Regions from separate parts of the Homo sapiens genome. Here region 2 is linked to region 1. The links are chromatin loops, found by intact Hi-C in ENCODE. Cell type or tissue: endothelial cell of umbilical vein. All regions are shown on one strand. Links, peaks and the distances in the headings refer to the core of each region. The heading gives the core; the rest is flanking DNA. Region 1 overlaps GRM7 (glutamate metabotropic receptor 7). Region 2 overlaps GRM7 (glutamate metabotropic receptor 7).

Evidence for each region. Hi-C counts contacts between places; a loop is a spot of excess contacts. Peaks named below come from ENCODE experiments on the same cell type or tissue, not always from the same donor. Only the 100,000 strongest peaks of a DNase experiment are listed, where the experiment ranks them.
Region 2: it touches region 1 in a loop (3-fold over the local background); 2 of 110 quality-filtered maps call a loop at or near these places.

Annotation. Positions count from the first base shown.
Region 1 is chr3:7,537,513-7,553,943 of GRCh38, reverse strand. The region is part of intron 7 of GRM7 (glutamate metabotropic receptor 7); the gene reads right to left. Among named protein-coding and RNA genes, the nearest start is that of GRM7-AS1, 10 kb to the right of the region's middle. In endothelial cell of umbilical vein, for the core only: a CTCF peak has its summit at 7,503 (motif pointing right); DNase peaks (open chromatin) are centred at 7,513 and 10,423.
Region 2 is chr3:7,373,993-7,390,423 of GRCh38, reverse strand. The region is part of intron 4 of GRM7 (glutamate metabotropic receptor 7); the gene reads right to left. Among named protein-coding and RNA genes, the nearest start is that of GRM7-AS1, 150 kb to the left of the region's middle. In endothelial cell of umbilical vein, for the core only: no CTCF peak of the experiment used is centred there; DNase peaks (open chromatin) are centred at 7,593 and 7,943; H3K27ac peaks cover 871 bases.

The DNA.
Region 1 (16,431 bases), core at 4,002-12,001:
TTATAATATGTCCATGTCCCTTCCTGCTATCACAGCTTCTTCAAGAAGATACAATAAATGAAAAGAAAGATTTCCTAGGTAAGAACTGATATGGGTTAGGCTTTGTGTCCCCATTCAAATCTCATATCGAATTGTAATCCCAATAATCCCCATAATCCTCACGTGTCAAGGGAGAGACCAGGTGGAGGTAAATGAATCAGAGGGTGATTTCCCCCATGCTGTTCTCAGGAGAGTAAGTACATTCTCATGAGATCTGATGGTTTTATAGGAGGCTTTTCTCCCCTTCTCTTGGCACTTTTCCTTTCTGACACCTTATGAAGAAGATGCCTTGTGCTCCCTCTTCACCTTCCACCATAATTGTAAGTCTCTTGAGGCCTCCCCAGCCATGCTGAACTGTGAGTCAATTAAGCCTCTTTCCTATATAAATTACCCAGTCTCGGGAAGTTCTTTATGGCCATATGAAAATGAACTAATACAATAAATTGGTACCAGGAATGGGGTGCTGCTATACAGACACTTGAAATTGTGGAAGCAACTTTGGAACTGGATAACAGGCAGAGGTTGGAACAGTTTGGAGGGCTCAGGAGAAGATAGGAAAATGTGGGAAAGTTTGGAACTTCCTAGAGACTTGTTGAATAGCTTTGACAAATCTGCTGACAGTGATATGGACAATGAAGTCCAGGCTCAAGTGGTCTCAGATAGAGATGAGGAACTTGTTGGGAATTGGATCAAAGGTGACCCTTGCTATGCTTTAGCAAAGAGACTGGGAGCATTTTGCCCCTGTCCTAGAGATCTGTGAAATTTTGCACTTGAGAGAGATGACTTAGAGTATCCGGAAGAAGAAATTTATAAGCAGCAAAGCATTCAAGACGTGACTTGGGTGCGCTTCAAAGCATTTGGTTCTATGCATTCAAGAGATGGTTTGGAATTGGAACTTATGTTTAAAAGGGAAGTAGAGCATAAAAGTTTGAAAAATTTGCAGCCTGATTACAAGGAAAGAGAAACCCATTTTCTGAGGAGAAATTCAAGGCAGCTGCAGAAATTTGCATAAGTAACTAGAAGCCAAATGTAAATCACCAAGACAATGTGGAAAATGTTTCCAGGGCGTGTCAGAGGTCTTCACAGCAACTTCTCCCATCACTGGCCCAGAGGCCTAAGAGGAAAAATGGTTTTCTGGGCTAGGCCCCGGGCCTCGCTGCTTTGCACAGTCTCAGGACTTGGTGCCCTGCATCCCAGCTGTGACTAAAAGGGTCCAATGTACAACTCACACTGCTGCTTCAGAGGGTGCAAGCCCCAAGCCTTGGCAGCTTCCACATGATGTTGGGCCTGCGGGTGCATGGTAGTCAAGAACTGAGGTTTGGGATCCTCCATCTAGATTTCAGAGGATATATGGAAACACCTGGAAGTCCAGGCAGAAGTTTGCTATAGGAGTGGAGCCCTCATGAATGACCTCTGCTAGGGCAGTGCAGAAGAGAAATGTGGGGTTAGAGCCCCCACACAGAGTCCCCATTGTGGCACTGCCCAGTGGAGCTGTGAGAAGAGGATCGCTGTCTTCCAGAGCCCAGAATGGTAGATCAACCAACAGTTTGCATTGTGTGCCTGGAAAAGCCACAGACACTCAACACCAGCCGATGAAAGCAACCAGGAGTGGGGCTGTACCCTACAAAGCTACAGGGGTGGAGCTGCCCAAGACTGTGAGAACCAACTTCTTGCATCAGTGTGACCTGAATGTGAGACATGGAGTCAAAAGAGATCATTCTGGAGCTTTAAGATTTGACTGCCTGGCTGGATTTCAGACTTACATGGGGCCTGTAGCCCCTTCATTTTGGCAAAAGGTTTCAAGGGAGAGATCAGGTGGAGTTAATTGAATTATGGGAGTGGTTTCTCCCATGCTGTTCTCATGATAGTGGGCAAGTTCTCATGAGATGTGATGGTTTTATAAGGGGCTCTTCCCCACTTCACTCAGCACTTCTCTTTCCTGCCACCTTGTGAAGAAGATGCCTTGCTTCCTCTTTGCCATTTGACAGTATTGTAAGTCTCCTGAAGCCTCCCCAGCCTTGCTCAGTGAGTCAATTAAACTTCTTTCCTTAATAAATTACCCAGTCTCAGGGAGTTCTTTATAGCAGTAAGAAAATGGACTAATACACGAGCCTACCATGTACCAGGCACTGTGATAATATCATTCACATTTATACTTTTATTGACTTCCCAGGCAATCCTCTGACCCAGGAAAAAATAAGAAAAATTGATATTTATAGCTCTCATTTATTGTGCAACTATTATGGACTAGGCAGAAGCATTGTCATATGTGCTTTATATATAAAAATATATATAATTTTATATATTAATATGTTATATTTATTACAACAAATATATGAAGTAAATGTCAAGAATTGTAAAGGATCTGGGATTTTACCCTACTTGTACACTAACAAGTTAGCTTGCACAGTCTCATGAATGTTGGAAGAAGACACAAGACTCCTAGGTCAGAGACAAAGGACAGTCTACTACTCACAGGAATAGCAATAGCCAGTCACATCATTTGTCTTGGTTTCCAAAGTCTCAATTCCCACAGGGTGTGAAAAAGGTCCAGATGCATGCTGTACAACCTGTAGGTTGTTTTACACGTGAAAAACCCTGAGTTTAGGAAACCTCATTATTTTATAAGGGGTCTGTATGCAAAACTCTTCAATTTTTAATGTGGGCATTATTTTTATTATCCTGAGCAGAAAACAAATTTTCCTCTGCCCCTTAAGGAGAAACTTGCCTCTATTTTCCACAGTGTGTGCTATATAAATATTCTTGGAAAGATGGAGTTTTGAAACAAAAGCTGAATTTATTATTCATAAGACATGCAGAAATTTGAAAAATTGATGGAGTATTTTTCATATTTTATAAATGTGATAACAAAGCTAAGAATCACTAAGTAATTTACCTAGTTAACTAACCCATAGGAAGATGAATGGGGATTCTAACCCTGATATTTCTAACTCTAAAACCCACATTAATATCCACTGTGAAATACTGCTTCCACATTTTATTGAGTAGGAGAGTGGGGCTTAGAGAAATTAAAGATTAAGTCAATTGAGACTGAAGGAGCATGTAAGCAAGGGAGCTGGGATTTGAGTACGCACCATCCAACTACAGATCTGGTAGTCTTGCCACACACCACAGCTATAGACCAAACACCAGCGTACCTGAGTTTGCTGGGTGATCCAGGGCATTTCAGAAAAAGCATACACAGCAAAGAAAGGTCTGGAGAAAGCAGGAAGCCCAGTTGGCTCATGTGAGGTGAGGAGGCCTCAGTGTGGTGGAAGGAGAAAATACACACACACACACACACACACACACACACACACACACACAGAGAGAGAGAGAGAGAGAGAGAGAGAGAGAAGAAAAGGGAGAAGAAAAAAAGGAAGAAGAAGAATAAGAAGGAAGAGGAGGAGAGAAAGGAAAGGAAGGAAAGAAAGGAGAGAGGGAGAGAAAGGAAGAAAGGAAGAAAGGAAGGGAGGGAGGGAGGGAGGGAGAGAGAGAGAAAAGAAAGAAAGCAAGCAAAAGGAAGAGAGAGAAAGGAAGGAAGGAGGGAGGGAGAAGGGAGGAGGGAAGGTGAAAGGGAGGAAGACAGGAAGGGAGGGAGGAGGGAGAGGAAGAAGAGGAGGGGGAGGAGGGGGTTGGGAGAGGAGGAGGAGGAGAGAAAGTGGCTAGAAATGAGTTTGGAAGTTGCTTTCTACCTTTTAGGTTTTTTTTTGGCCTCTGGGCAGTTACCCAATTCTTAAAAAATGGAAAAGCTCTCTGCACTTACATGGACAGCACTTAAATCCATTACTAAGTGGGGGTGGGGGAGCCAAGCTAAAGGACAATAACTATATTACACTATACTTTATGTAAAGAGGGGGAGGATGATGGTGGTAAAAATCCAAATTTTATTTACTTGGATATGCAAAAAGAAACTGGAAGGATATATAAAAAGAGCAGCAGTGATACTGGTGGTGTGGGTATCAGAAAGAGGACAGATGTGTTCATTTCATAGCTTTCTATACCTTCTGGTTTTTTGGACCATTTGAATACATTTCCTTTGAAATTAAATTCATAAAACACAAGCATTACAGATGCATATCTTTTCTACAAGGTCAATTTTCAGAATTGGGAAAGTTTGTCTTCTCGTATTTTCACAAGCGATTTCAAAATCTTCTGGCCTCACTGTCACTTGTGAAAACAGACCTGATTTTGCCTTTAGAAAATAGAGCATGGACTCTGGCTAGTTGCTGGATTTTCTTTTTCAGCATCTTGCCTATTTTGAAAAAGATACGGGGAGAAGTTTTTTCTTCCCATGTGGTTTTCTAGGTAACTTTTGGGAAAATCTTCCAAGTCGTAACCTATTGATGTCTTTCCTGATAATAGTTAAGGTGCTTCAGTTGCACTCATCTCTTCTCCCTCTCCCCACATACAGGCTCAGAGGTATAGTGGTAAATGTTTACAACCAGTTATCTGACAGAAAACACAAAAATAAAAACACCTTGATTTGCAGCATTTCTTGATTTCCATACTATAAACACTATGATTGATTTTAAGGTGCCTATGTGATATTATGAGGCAATGTAGCATACAATTATACAGTATTTCCACCATACAGACCCAACAGATACAAATAAACTCAGATGAAAAGAAAGCAGTAAAATGTAGTGAAATAATTAGGAAGTGATGAGTTTTAAGTATTTATTGCTTTTGCTTTTAATTTAATGTATTGAATGTAAGTTTGTATTATTTAATTTTAATAATGGTTGTTTTTATAAACTGACTCATAACATTTGTAAAATTCTAATAGTTAGCTCTCTCATAGGCTGGCATGTGATGGTAAGAGATAGGTCCAGCCTACTACTGCCAGATCCAAATCTCTCCTCAAGGATACATACTCTCTCTCTCTACTCTACTTACCAAGAAAACTTTGGGAAAACTGAGTAAGACACCCCAGACAGGTACAGTGAATAATAACCACCACCATGCATTGAGTCCTGCAGAGTTCTAGGCTCTGTGAAAAGTGTCCTGATTTTATTTAATCTTTGCATTCACTTTGAAAAGCTTCAAATATTAGTTCCACCACAAAATGCAGAGAGTGAGGCTCAAAGTTCTTAGAAAAGGGGCACACCCAGAACTGCAACCAAAGCCATACACTTGCCTCTTCCTGAATGCCCACACACTAGTGCTTCAAAATGGCTGTAGGAGATGATTTACATTGAGTTAGATAAATGGGAGGTAGTCCTAGGGGATCACAATTGGAAGAAGAACCAAAAACATCTTTAGATGGTGTAACAGATGGCTCTGCTTCCCACCCTCCCCAGAAAACACATTTTTCCTATTTCTAGAAGAGGCATTTTGCCTGAGATTTTCCATTAAAATATAGTCTGGATTTTCCCTCACAAATATTTCTTTCAGACATTGTCTTAGTCTGTTTGTGTTGCTATAGAGAAACACCTGAGGCTGGGAAATTTATAAAGAGGTTTATTTAGCCCATCATTCTGTAGGCTATACCAGAAGCAGGGCACTAGCACCTGCTTGGCTTCTGGTGAAGGCCTCAGGCTGCTTCCACTCAGGGCAGAAGGCAAAGCGGAGCTGGAGTGTGGAGAGGTCCCATGGTAAGAGAGGGAGCAAGAGAGAGACTTAGGAGGTGCCAGGTTTTTCTTAACAACCAGCTCTCATGGGACCTAATAGAGCTGACATTCACTCATTACCTAGAGGATGGCACGAAGACATTCATGAGGAACCTTCACCTATGACCCAAATGCTTCCCATTAGGCCTCACTTCCAGTGTCTGGGATCAAATTTCAACATCATATTTGGAGGAGACAAACATCCAAACTACAGCAGTTATACTCTTGGGTGCCAGCAGTGTTGGCCAACTGTTCAAGATCCAAACTTGTCCTTGCCTGCCTTGTCTTCTTTCCCCATTCATGGCCACCACTCTGCCTTTTTTGGGCTTCATTTCAGAATCCATAGTCAGTCCTCTCTCTGTTCCAAACAAGTTCTTCTGGAAAGGATCTCCAGTTAGTGAAATGATTCACTTGCTGTTGAGTCCACTGTATTTTAAATATCCAAAGGAATGACACTTCTTATGATGATAGATTAGGGGAGAATTTATTCTTTTATCTGTTTCTTTGCTTTCGTTATTTTGCTTGGCTATTTTTTCCTTTTGTACATGGGAGAGTCAGATGGGTAAAAGGATCATTTTATAGGCCACCATTATCCAAATTTTGCTACATACTGGAATTATCTGGGGATCTTTAAAAATTACTGATATCTGGCACACACCCTGACCTGGACTTTCTGATTTAATTGATAAGGTGTTGGACCTGGGCAATAGGATTTTTTTGGAAGCACCATAGCACATTCTTACGTGCCCCAAAGTTTAGCACTCTTCTAGCTATTAATAATTCACTCTTGGCCTTGCGGTGGCCCACGCCTGTAATCCCAGCACTTTGGGAGGCCGAGGCGGGCAGATCACGAGGTCAGGAGATCGAGACCATCCTGGCTAACACAGTGAAACCCCATCTCTACTAAAAATACAAAAAATTAGCCAGGCGTGGCGGCGGGCGCCTGTAGTCCCAGCTACTTGGGAGGCTGAGGCAGGAGAATGGCGTGAACCCGGGGGGTGGAGCTTGCAGTGAGGCGAGATTACGCCACTGCACTCCAGCCTGGGCGACAGAGTGAGACTCCGTCTCAAAAAAAAAAAAAAAAAAAAAAAAAAAAAAGAATTCACTCTCTGGGGGCTGTGCTGAGAAAGGCCACTGTGCCGGGGCTTTCTCATGGATCTGGCATAGGACGGGTTCATTAGTTAACACTTCAATTAATTGAATTTTCATGGAGCCCTCCCGTCCTAGTTTAGGCCTTGGGGGTTCTGTAGGATTCAGATTGCGTTCTGATTTAGTTTCCCAAGGCCTCCCTGCTTCAAAACAAAAGAAAACAAGCATCCCACCTCCCAAAAAAGAGCTGTTTACTAAATAGAGTATAACTCAACTGGCAAACAAGAATGCTTTTTCAATGGCTTATTAAGTTACTCTAACATCGGCATTTACATGCAGATAATTAATGGACCAATTACAAATTATTTGGTTTTGTTCATTAAAGCAGAACCACGATTTATTAAAGCAGGAACCAAAACAAATGCTCTTATTGTGCAAATGCTACATAGTTGTTACAGAAAAACTAGAATATGGAAACTCAGCTTGTCTGTAAGAAAAAAAAAAACTCTAGGCTTTTCTGTATCCATTCAGTGGAAAATATGACTAATTCAAAGTCAGTGTTAATTTATGAATTTAAAAACTCTTGGGAGGAATTTACATCTGCTGCATATTCTCTTGGGCAAGCCAAGGTCAGGAGAAGGCTTTGTTTTTCACTTGCTTCTCTGTAGGGCATAGCAGCCTTGACGCTGTGTTACCTGCTTCTCCTACGGCAAGTTATCTTGTTTCTGGACTGCTGAGAAGTATGAATATGAAGACTTGAATTATTCAACACAAGGTGGCTCCATTGGGTAAGTTCGGCCAGAGACTTCCTGAAACTAGCACAATTGTTTTCCTTAGTAGTCCCCATCCTACTGCCATGGTCAGGTGTCCGTAACAGAAGTCCCTGAGGGAGGGATAGATGGATGGCTATGCAATGAAGCAAATCTAGCAAAATGTTAGGCATAGAATGCAGATGGTGACTCTAGGAGCATTGACTCTACCATTCTTTCCAACTTTTCTGTGTATCTGAAAATTTTTATGATGAAATATGAGAGGATAGGGGAGTGTCCTCATTTTACCGTTTTCTGAATTTAGACTCCTTGCATATGAATTAAAAGTAATGGACACTTTTAGTATGGTTTTAATAAATTTGGGCTGAGTTAATGATAATAATAACTAATTAGTAATAACTGATAAATAATGAACCAGGCACTACACTAAGTAATTTATATACTGTATTTAATACTCACATCAAACCTGAGAAGTAAGTACTATTATTAGGAAGAAATTGAGGCTCAGAGAAGAAAATTGACTAGCCTGAGTGTCTGATTTTCAAAAGGTTAAGTTTGTTGGCCTCATTATTCTTTCTTTTAATTGTGCCTCTAGAAAAATACACAAATTTTAAGTGTATAGCTTGTGAATTATTACAAAGTGAGCACACCCATATAATCAGCACACAGATCAGGAAATAGAACCTTTCCAGACCCTCAAAATTGCCTTCTTCTTTCTCTCAATCACTACCCTCCTTGCCCCAAGTCATCTCCTTGGCTGAATTCTACCTCCATATATTCAATTTGCTAGACCTCATTCTTCTCGTGTTCACATTCCTGAGGCAAAGCTCTCTTTTTGCAAAGTAATAGGATTCTTATCACAAAGACTTTCTGGTTAAAAAACAAGCTGAATAAGCCACTACTGCATTGTGCAAGGTTGCTTTCTCTTTTGCCTACAGAGGGCTTTCAGGTAGCAGAACAAAATCACTGTAATGAGACAGAAATGGTGCCTGTGAGCAAAGGTATCATGTCTCCTTCGCTAGTGGGGCAAGCACTAGACTCTTGGAATTGTTCCGATCAAGGATGAGTTAAACCCTACATTTTAATTCTTCCTTTCATTTATTCATTCATTAAATACTTAACGTAGTACAGAGTACACAGAGTATCAGGCATTGGCCTGTGCACTCAGTGTGTCGACAGTTAGGTTAGAGATAAAAAGAGGAAAATAAATCTCTGAAATAATTTTGATCAATGCTACTGAAAGGTTTTGACAAGTTTCAGAAGTGGAAGCAAATATATATTTTCTACTTGCTCTGTAGCAGGAATAAGACTAAGCAATTTTTTTACATGACTCTGTTAATCCTCAATCCATCAATTGATTCACTCAGTCACCCATCCAATAAATACCACTGCATTTCTTATGTGCCATGTGCTAAGGATACTGTTCAAACAAGATACATATTTCCTGTTGACATATAACTTGCAGTATTAAGCATGCATTTTTTAACAAGGAGTGATAATGCCCCTAAGGGGGCAAAAATTGATTTTAGAGGTTCGAAAATTTTTAGAACTTACAATGCTTTATGCCCTTCCAAGGAATCACATTGCAGAAATTGATATACAAATTGATATCTGTGGTATTTAAATCATAAGGAGAGGGGAGAACAATTAGAGAAAAAAGTGTCAAAAATACTTAAGGGGCAGTATTGAAAAAAAGTAAAGAAATACTTGTCTAAGGAGGAAAGAGACAACATAAAAATAGCATGATTATTAGACTCAAAGAGGTACAGTAACCAATGAAAACAGGTAGCTGTGAGTCCTGTATAAGTCGAGACTTGGGAGTGATCTTAGTTTGCCACCTGAAGGGATTCTTGGAATATCAGCAACTTTGATTTACAGATGGGACATAGGGCTTAGCCAGGCTGGGAACTACCCAGGATCTCCCATCCAGTAAGTCAGAGGCAAATCTGACTTCAAACCCAGGGCCCTGCAGGTTGGGTGCTACTTTACCTCCTCCTAATTTATAATCCCGGTGCTTTGCGAGGCTGAGGAGGGAGGATGACTTGAAGCCAGGAATTTGAGACTAGATAACATAGCAAGACCTCATCTCTCAAGAAATTTAAAAATTAGCCAGGCATGGTGGTGCACACCATAGTTCCAATTACTCAAGAGGCTAAGGCAGGAGCTTCCCTTGAGCCCCGGAGTTCGAGTCTGCAGTGAGCTACCTGCCACTGCATTCCACTTGGGTGACAGAGTGAGACCCTGTCTCTTAAGAAAAAAGTAAAAATAAAATAAACCCAGGGCTCTTTCCACATGATTTACGCCTAAGCGTGAGCATGCTCTCTTTTCTTAGAAGCAGTAGTACTGGGGTCCTATCTCATTTGTCTTCTCTGGGTACCAAACAATGAACTAGGTCCCTCCTGGCTTGAAATCAATCAAGAGCTTTATGTCTAGATTTCCTGACATAATTGTGGAACTTATACAACTGCCTTTTAATAGTGAAAAGCTCTGATTAAGGAAAATCTATTTTTCTTGCCCAGGGAGTACGCTCAGACTCAGCTTTTACTGGGTCAGTATAAGCCCGGGGATGAAACTGTGCCTCTCATTTAAAGGTAACTCAAGTGCAGCACCATCCCCAGACTTGTACTTTGTTTTCTGTCCCTTGAGGCAAGCGCTCACCATGGCTACAGGTTTTCATGTTGATTTATTGCTTTGGAAAGGTCTATCTATAGAATTCTCTCCTCCTATTAAATTCTGACAAAATCTTCCTTCACAACTTCTTGCTAAGTTTTACTCCATAAAATCAGAAGTATGGATCTTTCCCAGTTCATGGACTGCCGTCTTTTCACTTCAAGGATGTGAACTATTATCTGAAAGGGGCAGGTTTCCAGGCCTGCAGCCTGGTGGCAGAATTGCTGCCAAAGCAATTAGCTGAATGCGTGGCTGGAAAGTGAAAACGTGGCCTCAGGATGATGCTGTCCTCCAGGTTTTCAGAGCAGGCACAGAAGCTGCATAAGACAGGATTGGTCCTTTGGGAACTTCCTGGCCAGCCCATCTTATATCTTTGCTTTCTGATACATTGCCAAATATTCCCCTCATTGTCATCTCCACCACCACTTGTGCCCTGGCTACTTCACCTCCTCCTAATTTACTGAGCCAAATTGGTACTGTGATGAACCCTGTTTGACAGACAATGTAATCGAGACTTAGAAGAGTCAAGTACCTTGCAGTAGGCACACAGTAAGTGGTAAAATTTAGTGCTGTCTCCTATTAACCTCTCGGCTCTAAACCAGTTATTGTAAAACTGACTCCCTAATAGGGATGTATGTTTCAGATAGGACACACCATAATTGCTTCTGGCTTATTCATTCATTCATTTGTTCATTCATTCGTCCATTCAAATAAAAACTTCTTGTGATAAGCACTATGTGACAAGCACTGTGCTGCAATTGTGGGGAACCAGAGAGTCAGGATACCAGCCCTTCATAGAGTTTATGTTTGAGGGTATGGCGAGGGTGGGAGGATGGAGAGCAGAAAGTACGCAAGTCGATAATGAAATATTTACAAACAAATTTATAATTTATTTATAACTAAAAATTGCTACGCATGGGCTGGGTGCAGTGGCTCACGCCTGTAATCCCAGAATTTTGGGAGGCCGAGGCAGGCAGATCACGAGGTCAGAAGATCAAGACCATCCTGGCCAACGTGGTGAAAACCTGTCTCTACTAAAAATACAAAAATTGGCCTGGCGTGGTGGCATGTGCCTGTAGTCCCAGCTATTTGGGAGGCTGAGGCAGGAGATTCGCTTGAACCCGGGAGGTGAAGTTTGCAGTGAGCCAAGATTGTGTGACTGCACTCCAGTCTGGCGACAGAGTGAGACTCTGTCAAAAAAAAAAAAAAAAATTGCTATGCATGAAACTCAGGGAATTAAAAAGAAAAAGAATGAAAAAGTAGAATAAAGACATGCTTAAGAAAGGGTGGAATAGAAAACACATCTCAGAGGAGGTGAAATCTTAAATTAAGACCCAAAGACAGAGAGGGAGCAGGCTATAGGAAGTCCATGGAAGTGCATTATTCCAGGCTGAGAGCAGCAGGTTTAAAGACCATGTGGTAGAAACTAACAAGGCTGCTTCAGAAACTGAGAGAAGATCAGGACAATGATGGAGCGGGGAGAAAAGCACTGGATCATAGACAGCTGAGAAGGTCTTGAGAGGTATTTGTTATGGGTTGAATTGTGTCCTGCAAAAAGACATGTTGAATTACTTACTCCCAGTACTTCAGAATGTGACTTTATTTGGAAATAGGGTATTTGCAGGAGTAATGCAGTTACAATGAGGTCATACTTCATTAGGGTAGGTTCTAATGCAATATGACTAGTGTCCTCATAAAAAGAGAAAATAGAGACAAAGAGACAGACACACAGGGAGAACGCCATAAGATGCTGGAGGCAGAGGGTGCCAGGATGCAGCTGTGAGCCAGAGAATGCCAAGGATTTTCAGCCACCCCAAAAGCTAGGAAGAGGCAAGGAAGATTTCTACCGTGAGTTTCTGATAGAGTATGGCAATGCTCTTGATTTGGGACTTCTAGCCTTGAGAATTGTGAAATAATACATGTATATGCTTTAAGCCCCTCCAATTTGTGGTACTGTGTGACAACAGCCCCAGGAAACTATTGCAGCCTTGAAGACACCAGTAAGAAATGCAGATTTCATTCTAAGTGATTGAAGGCAAGCCAAGGCAGCCAAGGGAACACTGGAGATTTGTAGTAGCTGAGATCGTCGATTGGATTAAGGTTGTCACAATACAAATGGAGAGAAAGGGCCAGTTAGGTTTTTTATGTTGGAGCCAGTTTTCTACAGAAGACAGTGGAAAACACATGTAAACTACCACTAACCCACTCACAGTCACTTTGGGTAAGTTCTTAAAACTGAAGCTTAGATTTTCTCTGTAAACTGTGAATCATACAGAGTTGCTGTAAAAATTTACTTAGTGCCTGGTACATAATTCACATCTAATAAAAATGAGCCATTCTTGCAAATATTACTACTATTTTAATCTCACTCCCACCAAAATCTAACAAAGCGTGGTATAAAATACGGCCCCAAAATCATGCCCCGAGTTGAATTTAGTATAAGTTTGGCTCCAAATTTCTATTCTTCTTACTTAAAAAAAAGTTTGAATAATATGTAATTTCTGGTATTTGACTATTTTGACTAAGAAAAATAGCATTTTTACATGGTTTCACCTAATGCCATATTACATCTGCATGCAAAAAAAAGTACACTATGAAATGAAGCATGATAAAGGTTGATCTCTAGCATATTTACACTTAATTTAAGAACCTGAATATTGCCAAACTCCTGACTTTTCCTGGCCCCCATATCACTGTAATCACCAACCCTTGGTTTTATTTTAAATATACATACTTTTTACATACAAACATATCTGTGAATTTGTTTCCAAGCTTTATTAACATATTGAATAATCTATATGTACTTCTTCAACTTGCTTTTTCTTCTAATGAATATTATGTTTTAAAGATTCATCTATGCCCTTGCCTATACCTATCATTCTTTCCTTTTTACTGCTGTGTATTATTCCAGTGTCTGAATATACTGCAAATTTGTAATGATCCATTCTTCTGCCAATGGATATCACTTGCTGGATGAATTAAATAATTTCTCAGGGAGTCTATTTTGTCTTCTTTACATATCTTTTTGTAATTGATATATAAATCACATACATCAAATCTGCCATTTTAAAAGATGTAAGTCAGTGGCTTAAAGTATTTCCAAAGTTATGCACCATCACTACTATCTAATTTTAGAACATTTCATCACTGCAAAGAAAACCCCATATTCATTAGCAGTCACTTCCCATTCTCATTTCACCTTAGTCCTGCCAACCACTAATCTACTGTCTTTATGGATTTGCCTATTTGGACATTTTATATGAATGAATTCATATATGTTTTTTGGGTATCTAGCTACTTTCACTTAGCATAATGTTTTCAAGTATAATTCCTACTGAAGCATGCATTATTGGATCATTCCTTTTTTACCATCAAGTATTTCATTGAATGAATATGCTACATTTTACTTCTTCACTCATCAGTTGATGAACAACTGGGTAATTTCCACTCTTTGGCTATTATAAATAATGGTGCTGTGAACATTTATGTCCAAGTCTTGTGTGGACATATGCTTTCAATTCTCTTGGGTAGATACCTAAGAATGGAGTTGCTGGGTCATCTGGTTATCCCATTTTTAACATTTTGAAAAAATATAAAACTGTTTCCTAAAGCAACCGTTCAATGTGGCATTCCCACAGTGACATATGTGAATTATGATTTCTCCACATTCTTGTCAATACTTGTTATAGTCTGTCTTTTGATTAAAAACATGATCTTATTTTTATAATGGAATTATAATAAAATCTATTTTGCAAAGTTATTAAAAGGAACATTTAATATAATAGAAATAAAAGTACTTTCTAAATTACTGGTTAGCCTTGTTATTACTGATGAAGTCAAGGAAAGTCCATACAGAGAGTATTTCTTTAGTGTGCCACAGACATACACACAATATTTTAATGATTCAGTAATACAAGACACCTTTGAAATTCAATTCAGTGCCAATATCATTTACAATTCCCATGAACTCTTGAAGTTAAAAGAACCCTAGTGTTTAAAGACTTTAACTCCTCCTTCTGCATTTCAGTGGTCTGCTTTTCCCAGGTTGTCTGTGATGAGTGAGAGACTTTTTTTTTTTTTTTTTTTTTTGAGACAGAGTCTTGCTCTGTCGCCCAGGCTGGAGTGCAGTGGCGCGATCTCAACTCACTGCAACCTCCACCTCCCAGGTTCAAGCAATTCCCTGCCTCAGCTTCCTGAGTAGCTGGGATTACAGGCACCTGCCACCATGCCTGGATAATTTTTGTATTTTTAGTAGAGACGGGGTTTCACCATCTTTTGCCAGGCTAGTCTTGAACTCCGGACCTCATGATCCACCCACCTCGGCCTCCCAAAGTGCTGGGATTACAGGCGTGAGCCACCACACCTGGCTGAGAGATTGGTTTTAAAGAAAGCACGGAGAACTTCAGCAAAATGTTTAGAAGAACTTCCTGATCGTCAGGTGAAAAGCACATCTTTTTCATGGAATTACGCACGCTGTTCTCGTGACATTTTTTAAGAAACTCATAAAGCCTTGCCAGAGGCTGGGGAATAAATGCTAGGATGAGGGTTTGGTGGAGAGTGGTATAGCCCACCCAGCTATTGTAGTCTCACAGTTCTCTTCTGATCTGGGTACGATAAATCACCTCAAGAGACATGGTCTATTACCTTTGGGTATTTAGAATCCCAGATCTCATCTATAAGAATCAATCATCTGAAAGTTAATTTTAGAGGTCCATGAAGAGGAACCAAATTTTGCATCATTTGGCAAAGGGACAGTTAATTTTGGTGTGGGGCTGCTGAGAGTTCCTCTCAGAAACATAAATGCACAGTGCAGTAAGAATTTGGATTTTCTCTTACTAGTTGCAGTCCAGCACGAAATCACATCCTCTCTACCAAGTCCCTATTCTGATAACCTGCTTAATAACATAAGTTTATCTGGCATCTGTTCACTTGATTTTAACAAAAACAGAAATAACAAGATCCATGATAGGTTGCACCTGCGAAACAGCCAATATGCCTTCTGAATCTTCAAAAACCGATTAAACTGTGTTTAGTTGTACATGCTTTTTATCATTTTTTTTTGGTGGCTGTGGTACAGCATATTGCTATAATACTCAGACAACTTGCAGGCACTCAGTGATGTTTACTGATTTGAATACAATTTTACTAATATTTTAAAACTGCCAACATCTCTATAAGCTTTCACCAAAAAAGACTTCTGATTACATTAAACCTTGATGTTTTTCATCCTTGTGAAAAGAGAGAGTTTTGCTGATGCAGATTCCCTGGCCTGGTATGGTTGTTTGTAGCCCAGGAGCAGGAACAGCTAAAGCAGGCCATAGACAAAGTCATGAGTATCAAAATACAGTAACGGGCCGAACATTGTGGCTCATGCCCGTAATCCCAGCACTTTGGGAGGCTGAGGCGTGCAGATCACCTGAGGTCTGGAGTTTGAGACCAGGCTGGCCAACATGGTGAAACTCCATCTCTACTAAAAAAATACAAAAATTAGCTGGGCGTGGTTGCGCACTCTTGTAATCCCAGCTTCTCAGGAGGCTGAGGCAGGAGAATCACTTGAATCTGGGAGGTAGAGGTTGCAGTGAGCTGAAATTGTGTCATTGCACTCCAGCCTGGGCAACAAAACTGAAACTTCGTCTCAAAAAATAATAATAAAAATAAAATAAAATGCAGTAACAACCTAGGCAGAAACTCCTGGTTAATCATGGAATCAGCATAAACAAGTAGATGATAAGCTCAAACCAGTTAAATTTTGGATACTGCTGCTGAGAGCATTCCTTCCAAATACTATTTTCATCTTGCCCAGACTATTCTGGTGGGGAGCGGGGAAACAAAACATAACTCAGCTGAAGCTCTATTTTTTGCTATGTTGACTCAGACTGTAGACCATATTGGCCTACATCAGTAGTTCTTACAATTTAGTGGGCCTATTAGTCAAAAGCGATAGACTTTCTCATCTGAAGATATACATCTGCATGCCTAGTTGAATAATCTACACTAAAACACTCAGTTCCTGGGTCACCTTCCCTGCCAGCCTGAGTTCCAAAGGAGAGTAAGCTTATGCATTCCATCTTTGTAGAATAGGCCCTCCTAACCCAGTGCCTGCACAGATTCTAAGTATTTTATGGAACTGACCTAAAGTCTAATCAATGTAGCAATTGTTTTGGTAAACACAACATGAAAAATAAGTGCCTGTGGACCTTTACATTGAGACTGGGATAGTAGTTAAGCCTAGTCATTTGCCTTATTGATTG
Region 2 (16,431 bases), core at 3,472-11,471, 160 kb after region 1:
AATTTAAGAAAACTTCTCCAATCTTGCTATAGAAGTCAACATGCAGATATAAAATATCCAGAGAACCCCTGTGAGATACAAGACAATCAACCCCAAGGCACATAATGATCAAACTATCCAAGGTCAACACACAAAAAAACCTTAAAGCAGCTGGAGAAAATGGTCATGTTACCTATAAACATAAACCCATCAGAATAACGGTGGACTTCTCAGCAGAAACCTTACAATCCAGAAGAGATTGGGGGCGCATTTTTAGCATTCTTAAAGAAAAAAATGCCAGCTGAGAATTTAATATCCCACCAAATTAAGCTTCATAAATGAAGGAGAAATAAAATATTTCCCAGACAAGCAATCACTAGGGGAATTAATCACCACCAGACCCATCCAACAAGAGATGCTTAAGAAACTTATAAACATGAAAATGTAAAAACAGTACTAGCTACATGCAGGCACATAGCCCATGGAAGCCAACTGCACAAGCAATCAATACTGAAAAGTAACCACATGATCAATGCTATGAAACAAGTACTAACAACACCATGACAAGAACAAAGCCTCACATATCAATATTAACTTTGAATGCAAACAATCAAAACACTCCCCTTAAAAATAGAGTGGCAAATTGGATTAAAAAAAAAACAAGATTCATGCCCCTTCAAGACATCCATCTCACATATAATGACACTCATAGACTCAGAGTAAAGGGATGAAGATTTATCATGCAAATATAAAACAAAAACAGTAGGGGTTGTGATTCTTTTATCATATAAAATAGACTTTAAACCAATAACAGAAAAAAAGGACAAAGAAGGGTATTATAATAAACTCTGTAATTCAACAAGAAGACTTAACTATCCAAAATGTACACACATCCAACATTGGAGCACCTGGACTTATAAAACAATTATGTTTATACCTAAGAAAAGACTTCCATAGCCACAAAATAAGAGTGGGAAACTTCAACACACCCATCAAAGCATTAGACAAATAATCAAAGCAGAGAACTAACAAATTCTAAATTTCTCACTTGACCAATTGAACCTAATAAATACCTACAGAATATTCCACCCAACAACCAGAATATAACTTCTCATCTGCACATAAAACATATTCTAATATTTACCATTTTCTCAGTCATAAAGCAATTCTCAATAAGTTCAAAAAATCAAAATCCCATCAAGCATCTTTTCAGACCACAATGCAATAAATACCAAAATCAATACCAAGAGGAACTCTCAAAACCACACAAATTCATAGAAACTAAATAGCTTGCTATTGAATGACTTATGGGTAAACAAGGAAATTAAGGCAGAGATAAAAATTGTTTAAGACAAATGAAAATAGAAACACAACACACTGAAACCTCTGGTATGTGGCAAAAGTGGCATTAAGAGGAAAGTTTACAGCACTAAAAGCCTACATTAAGAATATAGAAATATCTCAAACTGACAACCTAAATTCACATTTAAAGGAACTGGAAAAATAGAACAAACTAATCCCAAAGCTAGCAAAAGAAAAGAAATAACTACCATCAGAAGAGAACTAAATGGAATTGTGACCATACAAAGGATCAATAAAATGAAAAATTGCTTCTTTAAAAGTATAAACAAGATTGATAGCCTGATTAACAAAGAAAAAAGAATACTCAAAAAGCACACAAAGAAATATAAAAGGTCTTCAGAGACTACTATGAACATCTCTATGTACACAAAGAAAATCTAAAGGAAATAGATAAATATCTAGAAACACACAACCTCTTAAAATTGAACCAGGAATAAACAGAAATCCCGAACAGATCAACGAGTAATAAAATTGAAGCAGTACTAAAAAATCTATGAACCAAAAAAAGCCTTGGACCAGACAGATTCATAGCCAAATTCTATGAGATGTCCATAGAAGAATTGGTACCATCCCTACTGAAAATAATCCAAAAAATTGAGAAGGAGAGACTTCTCCCTAACTCATTTTACAAAACTAGTGTCATTCTGATACCAAAATTTGGCAAGAAAACAACAAAAAGTTAAACTACAGGCCAATGTCACTGATGAACATAAACCCAAAAATCCTTAACAAAATACTAGCAAACTGAACCCAGCAGCACATCCGGAAGTCCCAGCCAGAGTGATCAGGCAAGAGAAAGAAACAAAAGGCATCCAAGTAGGAAAAGGAGGAAGTCAAACTCTTTCTCTTCACTGATGATATGATTCTATGCCTAGAAAACCCTTAAGACTGTGCCAAAAGGCTCTTAGACCTGATAAATGACTTCAGTAATCTCTCAGAATACAATATCAACATACAAAAAGTAGTAGAATTTCTATCCACCAATAACATTCAAGCTGAGAAAGACATCAAGAACACAATTCCATTTATAATGGCCACGAAAACAATAAGATACCTAGGAATATATCTAAGAAAGGAGATAAAAGATCTATATGAGGAAAACTATAAAACACTGCTTAAGGAAATCATAGATGACACAAACAAATGGAAAATCATTCCATGCTCATAGGTTGTAAGAATCAATATTGTTAAAATCTCCTAACTGCCCAAAGCAATCTACAAATTTACCATAGTTCCTACCAATTTATCAACATCATTTTTCACAGAATTAGGAAAAAAACTATCCTAAAATTCATATAAAACCAAAAAAGAGCCTGAATAGCCACGGCAATCCTAAGCAAAAAGAATAAAGCTGTAGGCATCACATTAACTGGCTTCAAGTTATCCTACAAGGCTACAGTAACCAAAACAGCATGGTACTGGTACAAAAATAAACACTTAGACCAATGGAACAGAATACAGACCCCCGAAATAAAGCTGCACACCTACAACTAATTGATCTTTGACAAAGTCAGCAAATAAACAATAGAGAAAATATATCCTAGTCAATTAATGGTACAAGGGAAAGTGAATAACCAAATGTAGCAGAATGAAACTTGATCCCTATCTCTCACCATCACAAAAATTAACTCAAGATGAATTAAAGACTTAAAAGTAAGACTTAAATCTATAAAAATCTAAGAGAGTAACCTAGGGAAAACTCTTCTAGGCATTGGCCTAGGCCAAGAATTCATGATGAAAACCCCAAAAGGAAATGGAACAAAATTTAAAAATAGACAAATGGGACTTAATTAAACTAAAGAGCTTCTGCCCCACAAAAGAAACTATCAACAGAGTAAACAGGCAACCTATAAAATGGGAGAAAATATTTGGAAACTATGCATCGAACAGAGGACTAATATCCAGAATGTATGAGGAACTTAAATAAATCAACAAGAAAAAAACAAATAACCATTAAATGGTGACCTTTAAAAAGAAGTCAAAGGACTTCTTTTGAGAAATGTCTGTTTCTCAAAGGAAGACATAAACATGGCCAATAAACTTATAAAAAATGCTCAAAATCAGTAATCATTAGATAAATGCAAATAAAAACCACAATGAAATACAATCTCACACCCATCAGAATGACTTTTATTGAAAAATCAAAACATAACAGATGTTAGCGAGGTTGCAGAGAAAAGGGAACACTTACGCACCATTGGTGAGAATGTAAATTAGCTCAGCCACTGTGGAAAGTAGCTTGAAAATCTCAAAGGACAAGAAACAGAATTACCATTTGACCAAATAGTCCCAATTACTGGGTGTATGCCCAAAGGAAAATAAATCGTTCAACCCAAAAGACACCCGCACTTGAATGTTTATCACAGCATTATTAACAATAGCAGGGTCATGCAATCTGTATAGGTTCCCATTAATGGTGAATTGGATGATGTGGTACATATACACCATGGAATACTATGTAGCCATAAAGAAGAATGAAATCATGTCCTTTGCAGTAACATGAATGCAGTTGGAGGCCAGTATCCTAAGCGAATTAATACAGAAACAGAAAACCAAATACCACATATTCTCACTTATAAGTGGGAGCTAAACATTGGGTAAACATGAACAGAAAGATGAGAACAATAGACACTGGAGATTCCAAAAGCGGGGAGGATGGAAATGGGACAAGGGTTGAACATCTAACTATTGGCTACTATGCATGCTACTTTGGCGACAGGTACATTAGAAGCCCAAACCTAAGCATCACGTAATATACCCATGCAACAAACCTGCAAAGGAACTCCCGAATCTAAAATTTTTTAAAAACATTAAAAAAGAACTTTAAAAATTGAAAATTACATACAATTTAGTTGCTGGTATAATTAATAAGTTTTTAAAAGCATCCATGTAACAAACATCTAGATCAAAAAAATAGATTTCTACACAAGAGCTATCCCCTTTACCATCAAATTCCTGCCTCAATCATTATTTTGGCTTGCATGGTAATCAGCTCCATGTTTTGTTTTGTTTTGTTTTTTCCTTTATACTTTAAGCCCATTGTATACATTGCTAAACAGTATAGTACATTTGTTGACTTAGTGTAAATGCAATCAGACTGTATGCACGTTTTGCTTTGCATCTCTTGGTCAACACTTTGTTTCAGTATGAAGCATCATTCCTATGAATGCATTCCATTAGAATTCATTCATTGTCATTGCTGGTAGTTTTCAAGATACGAATATACCACAATATCTTTAACCATTCTGTCACTGATGAAATATTAGGTTACTGTTAATATTTGGCTTCTGCCAACAAGAATGCTAAGAATGTCTTTATTCATGTCTTGCAATGCATTTGTGTACACATGGAAGAGTATTCTCAAAATATGTTAAAGTTACTACTTATTTTTCTATATTCCACTTTGCCAAGTACATATAATTTAATTTATACAAGTTAAATCTATTGCTTTGATACTTCTGTATTTAAAAATCCACATAGAGGGGCCGGGTGCAGTGGCTCACACCTGTAATCCCAGCACTTTCGGAGGCCGAGGTGCGTGGATCACGAGGTCAGGAGATCGAGACCATCCTGCATAACATGGTGAAACCCTGTCTCTACTAGCAATACAAAAAATTAGCTGGGTGTGGTGGTGAGCGCCTGTAATCCCAGCTACTCAAGAGGCTGAGGCAGGAGAATGGCGTGAACCGAGGAGGCAGAGCTTGCAGTGAGCCAAGATCACGCCACTGCACTCCAGCCTGTGCGACAGAGCGAGACTCTGTCTTAAAAAAAAAAAAAAAAAAAAAAAAAAAAATCCATATAGAAATAAGATTCCACAAATAAGTGCTTTTTTATCAATATGTCTAAAATACTCCTTTAAATAAATATAAATTATATTAAGAGAAATAAGTCACATTCTATATTGTCAAATATAATGACTTAATCTCCCGGAAATGCATTTTCCCTTATTTTGATGAGAAAGGCTTATCAAGTTATTGTTCGCACATTTTAAAAGGAGGCTTTAATTTCTTTCTTTAGCCCTAAGGGAAAATGTGAACACTGGATATTATTTGGAGTTTTTCACATGAAATATGTTTCATTTAAAGGCAGTTTACAAAGGAAAGTAAAATTGTTATCTTTTTTCCAGTATTACATCTATTGTTTAAAATGTATTTGTAAGATATTTGATCTCCATAGCACATTTCTTAAGTTTCTGTCACTTTTTGGAGGAAAGAGAGAGGGGAAGTGTGGCCAGTTTTTTTGATCAGGCAAAGCTGATAGATGCCCTTGTAAAAGCTCCCCAATCTCTCTGTAGCCAGGTAGAGCTAAACTGATTTGTGACTGTGTGTACACCTGCTGTATTCGACTTGATAGCCACCAGCCCCGTGTGGCTGTTGAACAACTGAAACGTGTCTTGATCAACTTAAGGTGCTCTAAATGTAGAAGACATCCAAGATTTTGAAGACTTAGTATGAAAAAAAGAATGTAAAGTATCTCATTCATAATGTTATTTGATTATATGTTGAGATGATATTTGGGATACATTGGGTTAAATAAAATATATTATAAACTTAATTTCACCTATTTATTTTTACCTTTTTAAAATATGGCTACTAGAAAATACTAATTTGTATGTATTATTGGATTATATTTCTATTGGACAGCATTGGCACAAACTTCAACAATTAAAAGATTCCAAATGTTGGTGGATGTTTTTTCAATTATCCAAATATTTAATTTATATTACTCCAAAAATTGATACAAATGTATTATTCGGCCAGGTGCAGTACCTCATGCCTGTAATCCCAGCACTTTGGGGGGTCAAGGTGGGCAGGTCACCAGAGGTCAGGAGTTTGAGACCAGCCTGGCTGACATGGCGAAACCCTGTCTCTACTAAAAATGTAAAAATTAGCCAGGCACAGTGGCGTGTGCCTACTGTCCCAGCTACTCAGGAGGCTGAGGCACGAGAATCGCTTGAACCCGGGAGGTGGAGGTTGTGGTGAGCCAAAATTGCGCCACTGCACTCCAGCCTGGCCAAGAGAGTGGGACTCTGTCTCCTAAATAAAGAAATAAATACATGTATTATTTATTTTTGGCCTAAAATGTCATTAAAATTTCATTTTACCCTTAGAGTAGGGTCCAGATGACTTAGATGGCTTGTTTCTACCTAGTGAGAATTTTAAATATACTTAGGTTAAAAAGGTAAACTCCACGAAGCTGAAGAGGGACAAGGAAAATTATAGTTCTACGTAAAAAAGTAAACATTAACGTTAATTAAAATAACTTTAGATAGATTTCATATACCCCAGGGTGGTATGGATCAATTTTTATATATTTCCTTGGCTTAATATTTGAATGACTTGAATGCAGATGTTTCTGTTTTTATATCCTTGCCTTCCAGTGTAGCAGGGAAAGCCAGAAGATTAGTTTAAGTGGACTGTTGCGGGGGTGGAATCTATGACATTTCCTTTGAAGGGCCTCTTAATGGTGTATCTCAATGTTATATACTAAAGTTTGTTAGTCTTTAGGGCATCTTATCTGATAGGTAAATATTACTCTGTAATAATTCAATAGAGAAGTATGTATATAAACAGAACTGATTTTGTGTCATTTTTTGGCATGGCTATGTATACAAGGTATTATTTCCTAATAACATGAAACTGCTCTACAAGTTTCATTTTTAAATATCTGTTTGGATCACAAAGCTTAATTTCTATCCCTCCATAAACCATCTTTATGTCCATCCCCACTTTCATTATCTCCTTTCAGATACCACAGTTCTATAAACCTAAAAGCCAGAAACAAAGATGAAACACAGGTACCCACTCAATAGTCTGAGCACTTCTTAGGTGTAAGAAACTGCAACAGCAATTGTAGGGATCCAGATATTTATTGTATCTAAATTAAACATCTTAAATCATTTTCCATGAGAACCTATGAAAAAGAAGAGAATACGATATTTCCTGCAGGATCAATGTCTTGACACCCAACAGCTTCACTCTGAAATTTGGATGTGGGGGCTAGAGTGTGGATCTGGGTTGTAAGGATATTCAGGATCACTCGCTAAGGAGCACGAGAAAAATCAATACAAACACATGGCCCACTTGGTACGGTTGAAAAAAATCTCAATTTCCTCTCCTTGAAGTCACAGTCTGTGGATAGCAAGGGTACAGCCTCCAGTGTATTAAGCAAAGTATGTGTGAAATGAGATGTAAATGATCTGTTCCAAAGTCCAGAGCCTACTGAGATTGTGCAATGTAGTTTGGCATTCAGACTCATTAATTTCTGCCATCTCCAAGGTCTGCTTCCTTAATATAACTAAGAGGGCAGTTTGCCCAACTTTCTTCAAATGTTGTTTTAGGTTACCCATATCTCAACTAATTAAACAAGATATATAAACACACTATCAGACTACTTTATTTTTTTCCTTTCAATCCTTACTCTTCCTATGTATTCTATTGTTTTCCCTTTTTATTCAACAAGCTTTTATGAAGTGTCTTCAGTGTTCCAGTTATTATTCAGAGTGAACTCAAACATGAGGGAACAAAACATGAACATTTATGCCTTGCAGAGTTTACATTCCCATAATGAGTCAGAAATGGGTTTTGTTACTTGCTGTAATAAAACTCTGATGGTTTGAGGAGCATTCCCAGTAAATTTCAGGAATAAAGCCAAGATACACACCATCGCAGCCCTGTTCTGCACAATGATGAAGAGCTTCTCTATCAAAACAAAAGAAGAAAAAGTAACAAGAGACATGGAATAGAAATGAAGATACAAAATCTTCATGCTTCCCATTTAATAGGCCTATATACATGGAAAATCTCTGATAATCTAAAGGCAATCAAAGCTCATAAGATTACCTGATAATTATCATCAACTTGGTACAGAAATAAACAGCTTTCACTCATAGTAAGAAGACTCTAAATCCACCAAAAGATCCAATAAAAAAGCCATAAGGTAAGCAGAATTTTTTTTAGAGACAGAGAGAAAAGAAGGATCATTATAAAGAATTTCATAAAATATTATTGATGAATGGCTGTTGGTTTTTTTTATCTGGTACAGCATTTGATAGTGACTTAACTCATTTTGGGTCATGGACTTTAAATAAAACAAACATGATTTTTATGTAACCCATGGGTCATCATCCTAGAAATAAATGCACACACATAAAACACTGTGGTGTGTGAGAGTGTTTGCCTAACACATGAAGGCCACTTACCCTGAGCTAGGTAACCTTAAATGTGCCTTCAACTCAGAAATGATTGATTCTCCCATTATTATCACTTTAAGATCACATTGATAGGATATAATCAAAACCAAAATAATAAATGTTTAAATTAATGAGATCCTACAATTTTCAAGGCACTCTGCTAAGCACGTTATTTACATTATCACATTTAATGTTCACAACAAACCAATAGTGTAGTCACTATTATTATTCCCACTGTATAGATGAGGAAATGGAGGCTCATAGAGGTCAACTAATCCCATACTTCAATACGGTCAGGCGGCTCTTTGGATATACATCTTTTCATAGAACCAACTGATGTATCATATTTTGCTTTTTTCTAGAAAACTTAGTTTATATTTATATACACCTTAGTATAAATGTTTAATGCTTGCCTCCCCAATGATCCATAAACCCCAAGAATAGAGACCTTGATGAGTTTCATTCACCAATGTAACCCCCATTACCTGCACATGATATAGGACTTAATTATCACTCAATAAATACTGGCAGAATATATTAATGAGTAGGGAAAAGAATGAATGAATAATGAATAAACTGTGCAAAATTGTGTAGCTTTTGAGTAGAAAAGCCTGGATTTTTGTCCAGATTTGCATGCCTTCAGAGCCCCACATAATGTAAATGAAGTTATACAACAAATAAAAAGAATAAAAATATTTTAAAATAGAGTTGAACATCAAAAAAAAACTAACTAAATAATAGCATAAAGTCAAGGAAGTAGATGATACTCAAATGTACTTGAGAAAGGTAGTACTGGCTTTGAGCCCTCTACTGACGAAACTAAGAGAAGAATGATAAATTTCTTCTGCTTCCAAATTTGACTTCCTCCACCCCATAATGCCTCTCTTATCATAATTCCTTATTTTTGCTTGACTTATGACTTCAAAACACACGGTCTTCCTTTTATAGTCTCCATTTTAATAGAAATTTTTCAGAGACTTGGATGTTACAATGAAAAACACCAGTTTCTCCAGGGTTATATACTGGAAGGAATATGTAAACAGAGGAGCAGAAATTGATTTGGCTAAGCAGTTCTAATGGGGTTTAGGGAATTCTTTTCTCAGTGCTGAACCTTCATGACCTGGCAGAGTGCAGAGGACACATTCCTTGAGTTTTAACTTTGCTACCTTCAGGATAGTTAGAATGTTCAAAATTGGGCAGGTCTTAAAAGGCTGTATTTTACCACCTGGTAGGCTAGGAGGGCCTGGAGCCCTCATCACCTCCTTCTTGCTCACCTTGCTTCAGTTTCTGATAGCCAAACAGTTAATTCATTGATTTCCAAAGAAGCTGTTTAGACTGCTAATATGTGCTCAATCTCAAGCCAAAGAATAAGGTTGAGAGAGAATAAATGTGTACAGAATCAACCAATGATGCACTCATTCACTCTCCCTCAGGAAATGCAACATTTCAACTCTAGTTGAAATATTGTGGTGACACAATAGATTGGTGTCACAAAATATCTTATGAACAGAAAGCAAATTTTGGTCCTCTGAACTAAATATGATGCGCAGAGGATAACTTCTGTGTTTTCTTATTGTTCTAAATTAATCTCATTGCCTTAATAACACAGATATTCCAAAATGGAATGTTAAAACTACTTGAGGGCATGGCCAAACTAGGTCACTCAAACCATTTTATTCATTCATGAAAGACACACTCAAGACTTCTCTGAACAATTCTTTATTTCTCCTGAAATGTCACCAGCATTTTTTTTTCTAGCAACTAAATATGGACCTCCCATATTTCAAGCCAAGCCAAGCCATTCTACAACTGCCTATTGTTCCAGTGCTTTCAATAGTTTTGAAATATCATTTCGAAATGGAGTAGAACCAACAAAAACACATCCAAGTTACCTTGCTACAGGGTTATCTGTCAGAGGAAAATAAAGGTAGTAAGAAGGTTTGGAGAATTGGAGACCCAGGGTGATGATGAAGGGAAGGCGGCAGAGTTTGAGATGACCCTGAGGAAGCAGGTAAGGAAGAATAATCAGCTTCACCCTCTGTGGGAATACTGCACCCTGGGCAACTAAAAATACAGATGGCAAGAAGGAGCCAAGCAAGGATGTAGGACAACATCATATTCCTACAAACAGAAGGAACATATGTAAAACATGTTCCCAAAAGTGGTTGGTTTTATATTTAAAATATCCACTAAGGGTATATTTTTTCCCCTGAAAATTAACATACTTGCATTCTTTATAGATTTATAAAAACATTTGTCAATTTTACACCAAAAAGATAAGAAAAAATATATAGGGAAAACCAAACATTCTCATGATTTCATAATTTTTAAGAAATTAAAGAATACAGATTTTACTAATAAAGGTTTAGGAAGAAATGAGGTGTTATTGTTAGCATACTAAGGCTCAGGATATTTAGTTTGGTAAGTCTTAGGCAAGTCATTAAACATCTCTGATCTTTAGAGGTGGTTATGATGTCGCTTGTAAAATTCACAGAAGAGTCTGGGCATGGTGGCTCGCACCTGTAATCCTAGCACTTTGGGAGGCCTAGGCGGTTGAAGTGCCTGTGCTCAGGAGTTTGAGACCAGCATGGGCAAGCTGGGCAACCTGGGCAACATGGTGAAACCCAGTCTCTACTAAAATACAAAAAAAATTAGCTTGGCATGGCCGTAGGTGCCTATAGTTACAGCTACTTGGGAGACTAAGGCAGGAGAATTGCTTGAACCTGAGAGGCAGAGGTTGCAGTGAGCCAACATCACGCCACTGCACTCCAGCCCGAGCAACAGAGCGAGACTCCATCTTCAAAAAAAGTAAAAATAAAAATTAATAAAATGCCCAGAAGACGCCTGGCACTTAATATGTGTTATTTAAAGCTGACGTTATAAAGGTATTTTCTAGCCACTCAAGGAAATTTGATAATGGGCTGGATAGTGTTTCTGTTAGATGTGATAATGGCATTGCAGTCATGCATTGCATGACATTGTTGATTCTTGGAGAAGCTGACTGAAACATGTGAGGGAGAAAAAGTAGGATGTCTGGGATTCTCTTTCAAACGCTTAAAGAAAATTTTAAAAGATAGATGAATCAAATGTGGCAAAATCCTGATAAGTGTTGAAAGCAGGTATTGTAGACATGGGGGTCTTCATAATAAAAATCAGAAGTTTAGATATTAATGTATATATTTTAAGATTTTATTATATTAATATCTAATGTTAGTTAATACAATATTATCCAAACACACAACTGGTTTTTAAAAGTCTCTAAAATATAACCTCTCTTGTCACAAAAAGTATTCTAACATAACATGAATTTTCTCATGGCATTTTGTATAAAGAGAAGTTCAAGAAGAGGCCGTCTTAGTAGTTGCTCCATCTGAATGACAGAGTAGTCCCTTAACTCCCAAGACTGTTGTAATACTTAGGACTTCTTTCTTTCAAGTGGTAGAAAATCTGACCCAGTTTAGCTTATGCAAGTAGAAAAATATTACTTCATATTAGTATACATATCTAGATGTCCAATTATTTTCAGGCTTGGTAGATTCTAGACACAAAATATCTTAAAACATCAGTGTTTCTTTATTTTTCATCTCTGCCTTTTTCTTTCAAATTTCAGACTCAGACCTCATGTGGTACCAAAATCAAGGTAGCCATTCCAGCCCCTACAACTTCTTCTTTGAGGACTAGAAGCTAAGAATATTTTTCTCTAGAAATCTAGGAGTGTATTGTCTCTTCCCGGGCTGTGCAGCCATCCCACACCGAGTCACCAAGAGGCTGTGTGGAGTGGCTTAGCTTTGAAGTCATATAATTTTGTCTAGAAATGAGATTAGAGTCAGCTCCAATAAAACTACATGAATTGGGATGGGGTCAGGGAGACTTCCTAGCGGGGGACAGATGTTGGTGACTACATTCTGGGAAATGAAAGGCACAGAAGTTCCATGTGACTGAGAACCACCGTGTCAGCTTCCACAGATACATGGAAAGATCAGGGATCTTTTTGCAAAGGCTTTTTAGCACTGATTAGTTAACTAAGTGGTAACCTCCAATAACTTTAAGACTAAATACATGATTTTTATGTTCTATGAACACTAGTATTCAGTATTTTGAACTCATATAATTTCCCATTATGTAAATATTTTTATGTTCTTTCCAAGTTGCTGCTTGAAGAATTGGTGTCTTTTACTAATAGATTTAGTTCATGTCTTGCAGGGACTAGAAGCCCAACAATCCCTGCAGGAGACAGCACAAAGATATCAACATCTGAGGTCACCTTAATGGTTTTTCAACCTTAACACATTATGATTTTAATGTTTCTTTCTAACACTCCACAGGGTGCTTTGTGAATATCAGTTTCTTATTTCTCTCCCCTTTCTTCTTCCTTCCCACCTCCATCACCACCACTCTCATCACTGATATCCCGTAAGCACCCACTATTGATTCCAGACGCTGTCTTAAGCAGTTTAGAAGAACAATGCTCTCACTTAATTCTAACATTTTACAAAAGAGAAGATTCAGTTTCAGATAAACAAAATAGTGTGCCCACACTTACAGAGTAGCATGTTGACAAGTCTCAGAGTTACCCTTAGTTCAGGCAAGTGTCACACAGGCTGTGCTCAACACCCCTGTGGTCACACTTCCACTCTACACATTTGACTTGAATTTATGGTGGAAAAAAAATATTAGGAACCCAGCCAATAAATCTCAATATGTTCTCCCCTCCTGACCATGCAGATTGAACAGTATTACATTTAGGTCAGTGAAATCTGTGCAATGAGTTTGCCAAAGAAAAATAAGTAGTTAGTGCATCTGACATCTTCATGTTTTTCAATAATTGATTTTTTTCTTACTTTCTTCTAAAGTGTATTTGGGTCTACTTTGTCTCCAGCAGTGGTTCTCAACTGAAAGTGATTTCGTCCCCCAGGGGACGTTTGGCATTGTCTAGTGACATTTTTGGTTGTCACAAATGGGGAGGTGGTACTACTGTAGATGCACTGGTAGGCAGAGGCATGGGATGCTGCCAAATATCCCATATTGTACAGAAAAACCCTCTTTGTCCCCTTACCCAGCAAAGAATTCTCCCGCTCCTAATGGCAGTAGTTCTGCCTCAGAACAGAGGTCAGCAATTTTCTTTTCTGTAAAGAGCCACATAGTAAATATTTTAGGCATTACAAGCCACACGGTCTCTTGTACAATATTGTAGGGCAAAAGTAGCCATAAGCAATACATAAGCAAAAGAGCATGGTTCAATAAAACTTATTGACATACACATGCATTCAGGGCAGCGGGTCACATGCATCCTGAGAGCTGCACATTGCAAAATTCTGGTCTAGAGTGCCCCTGAAGCTGCTTAACCTCAACCCACAGATTGTTGAAGGCTCCATATATGTGTTCTCAGGAAGACTTATATTTTGTGGTAAATAACCAGGTAGTCTCTACGGAGCAGGTCTCCTAGCTTGTTCCTCACCTGTTTTCCTTAAGGAACTCAAAGGTATTTTGCATAGGTGTGGGGTAGGTGCATAGCATTCACGAGGAGAACAGCTCGGTGTGAGGATTATAGCATCTATAAGAGTGGACAGTCAGCAGAGTACTTGCAGCCACAGAGCAGAAACTAGCAAGTGAGAATACAGAGAGGAGAGGCAACATCCAGTTTGAAATGAAGATGTCTGGCCCACATGGTGAGAAACATGCAGTCAGCGAGAACCATGGGTGTAAGAACACTGCTTGTCATAAAGTTGGTCAGCATGATGCAGACACTAAGTCAGCAGAAAAATTTAATTAAAACATCGCCACTTTATATCTCGGGAGTACTTTGCCATTTTGAAAATGCTTTCACCTACATGATTTCATGGTATACCTGGGACAATATCATCTACTCAATAAGGCTCTCTGAGCTGTAACTCATAGTCACTTGGGTTATAAAGCAAGTGAAATATATGCTTTCCTCTCAGGGAGATGTTGGTCTAGTAGGGAACGCAGATATAAGGAAGAAGAAAAGCCCAACATCAGCATGTGTTCAGTAAAAGAGCTGCACCTGGGAGAGGCTGGAGACTCACTCTGGTTTGGGAATTAGGCTAAAGGAAGTCATAGGCAAGGACATTTTTCTGAGGTTATTTTGCTTGAGTGAGTGCTAAAATAGAGGAGGATGAACCTAGAATTAGGGGCAAGGGTGTAGTTTTGCAGGGAGGGGCATATGAAGAATTAATCAATCCAGAGATTGGGGTTGGATGGAGGTGGAGCAAAAGAGAAAAGTGCAGGCACAGGAACAGCAAAGCCCATGGAGGTGAGAAAGAGCAGGGCATGGGCATGTGATAGGGGAATGACATGAAGTCTGGGGAAGCCCAAGAGTAAATTCAGAGAAGGAAACATATGTAAAGAAGGGGGCCGGGCACGGTGGCTCACGCCTGTAATCCCAGCACTTTGGGAGGCTGATGTGGGTGGATCACAAGGTCAGGAGTTCGAGACCAGCCTGGCCAATATGGTAAAACCCCATCTCTACTAAAAAATACAAAAATTAGCGGGGCATGGAAGCGCACGCCTGTAGTCCCAGCCACTCAGGAGGCTGAGGCAGGAGAATAGCTTGAACCTGGGAGGCAGAGGTTGCGGTGAGCCGAGATCATACTACTGCACTTTGGCCTGGGTGACCAGAGTGAGACTCCATCTCAAAAAAAAAAAAAAAAAAAAAGGGGATGTTTAAATGAGAGCCAGTTTATGGTTTGGCCTTGGTTACCATTCTGAGCAGTATGGACTTGATTGTTTAGTGATAGAGAATATGGAAATCACATTTCAAATTCAAGTCATGATGCACAGTTCATATTTGAGAAGAGTGAAGGCAAGGAGATCTGCTAGGAAGCTGATGTATCATCCACCTGAAAAATGAGGCAGTCACTGTGGGTGAAGAAAAGGAAATAAACTAAAGAAACACTTAGGAGGTCACAGTTTCAGAGTTTGGCAACATCCTAAAATAGGCAGGGCAGGAATTATAATCTCCATTTTACAAATGAGGTCACAAACTCAGAAAGCTGAAATCATTAGTTCACTATCTCACTTAAGGAAGCTTAGGTTTACTCCAAATTCTCTATGTCATGCTCATTAAAATAGCTCATACCGGCTGGGCATGGTGGCTCAAGCCTGTAATCCCAGCACTTTGGGAGGCCGAGGCAGGCGGATCACCTGAGGTTAGGAGTTCGAGACCACCCTGGCCAACATGGTGAAACCCTGTCTCTACTAAAAATACAAAAAAAAAAAAAAAAAATGGCCAGGTATGGTGGCGGGCACCTGTAATCCTAGCTACTTGGGAGACTGAGGCAGAAGAATCGCTTGAACCCTGGAGGCAGAGGTTGCAGTGAGCCGAGATCGCACCATTGCACTCCAGCCTGGGCAACAAGAATGAAACTCCATCTCAAAATAATAATAATAATAATGATAATAAATAGCTCACATCTGTAATCCCAGTGCTCTGGGAGGCTGAGGTGGGATGATTGCTAGAGGCCAGGAGTTCTAGACCAGCCTGGGCAACAAAGCGAGGTGTGGCCTCAATAAAAATATTAATATTAGCCAGGGATGGTACATGGGCCTGTAGATCTAGCTAGAGTAGAGACTGAGGTGGGAAAATCGCTTGAACAGCATAAAACATATATAATAAAAAATATATATGTACATATATATATGTTTAACTAATAGTCATAGAGTATCTATAAGTGCTGGACCTTGAGAAAGCCTGTTTCACTCATGTTATATCTTACTAATATTTCATGCAAGTAAGTTTTGTTACTTGGACTTTGTTTTGTGTGGAAACTGAGGCACAGAGACTTGTCTAACAAAGCTAAGATCCCAGCGATCATAATGGGAGAGGTTGGATTTCCACGACACTATGCTGCCTCTCCCATGGAACATGTCCTTGACAT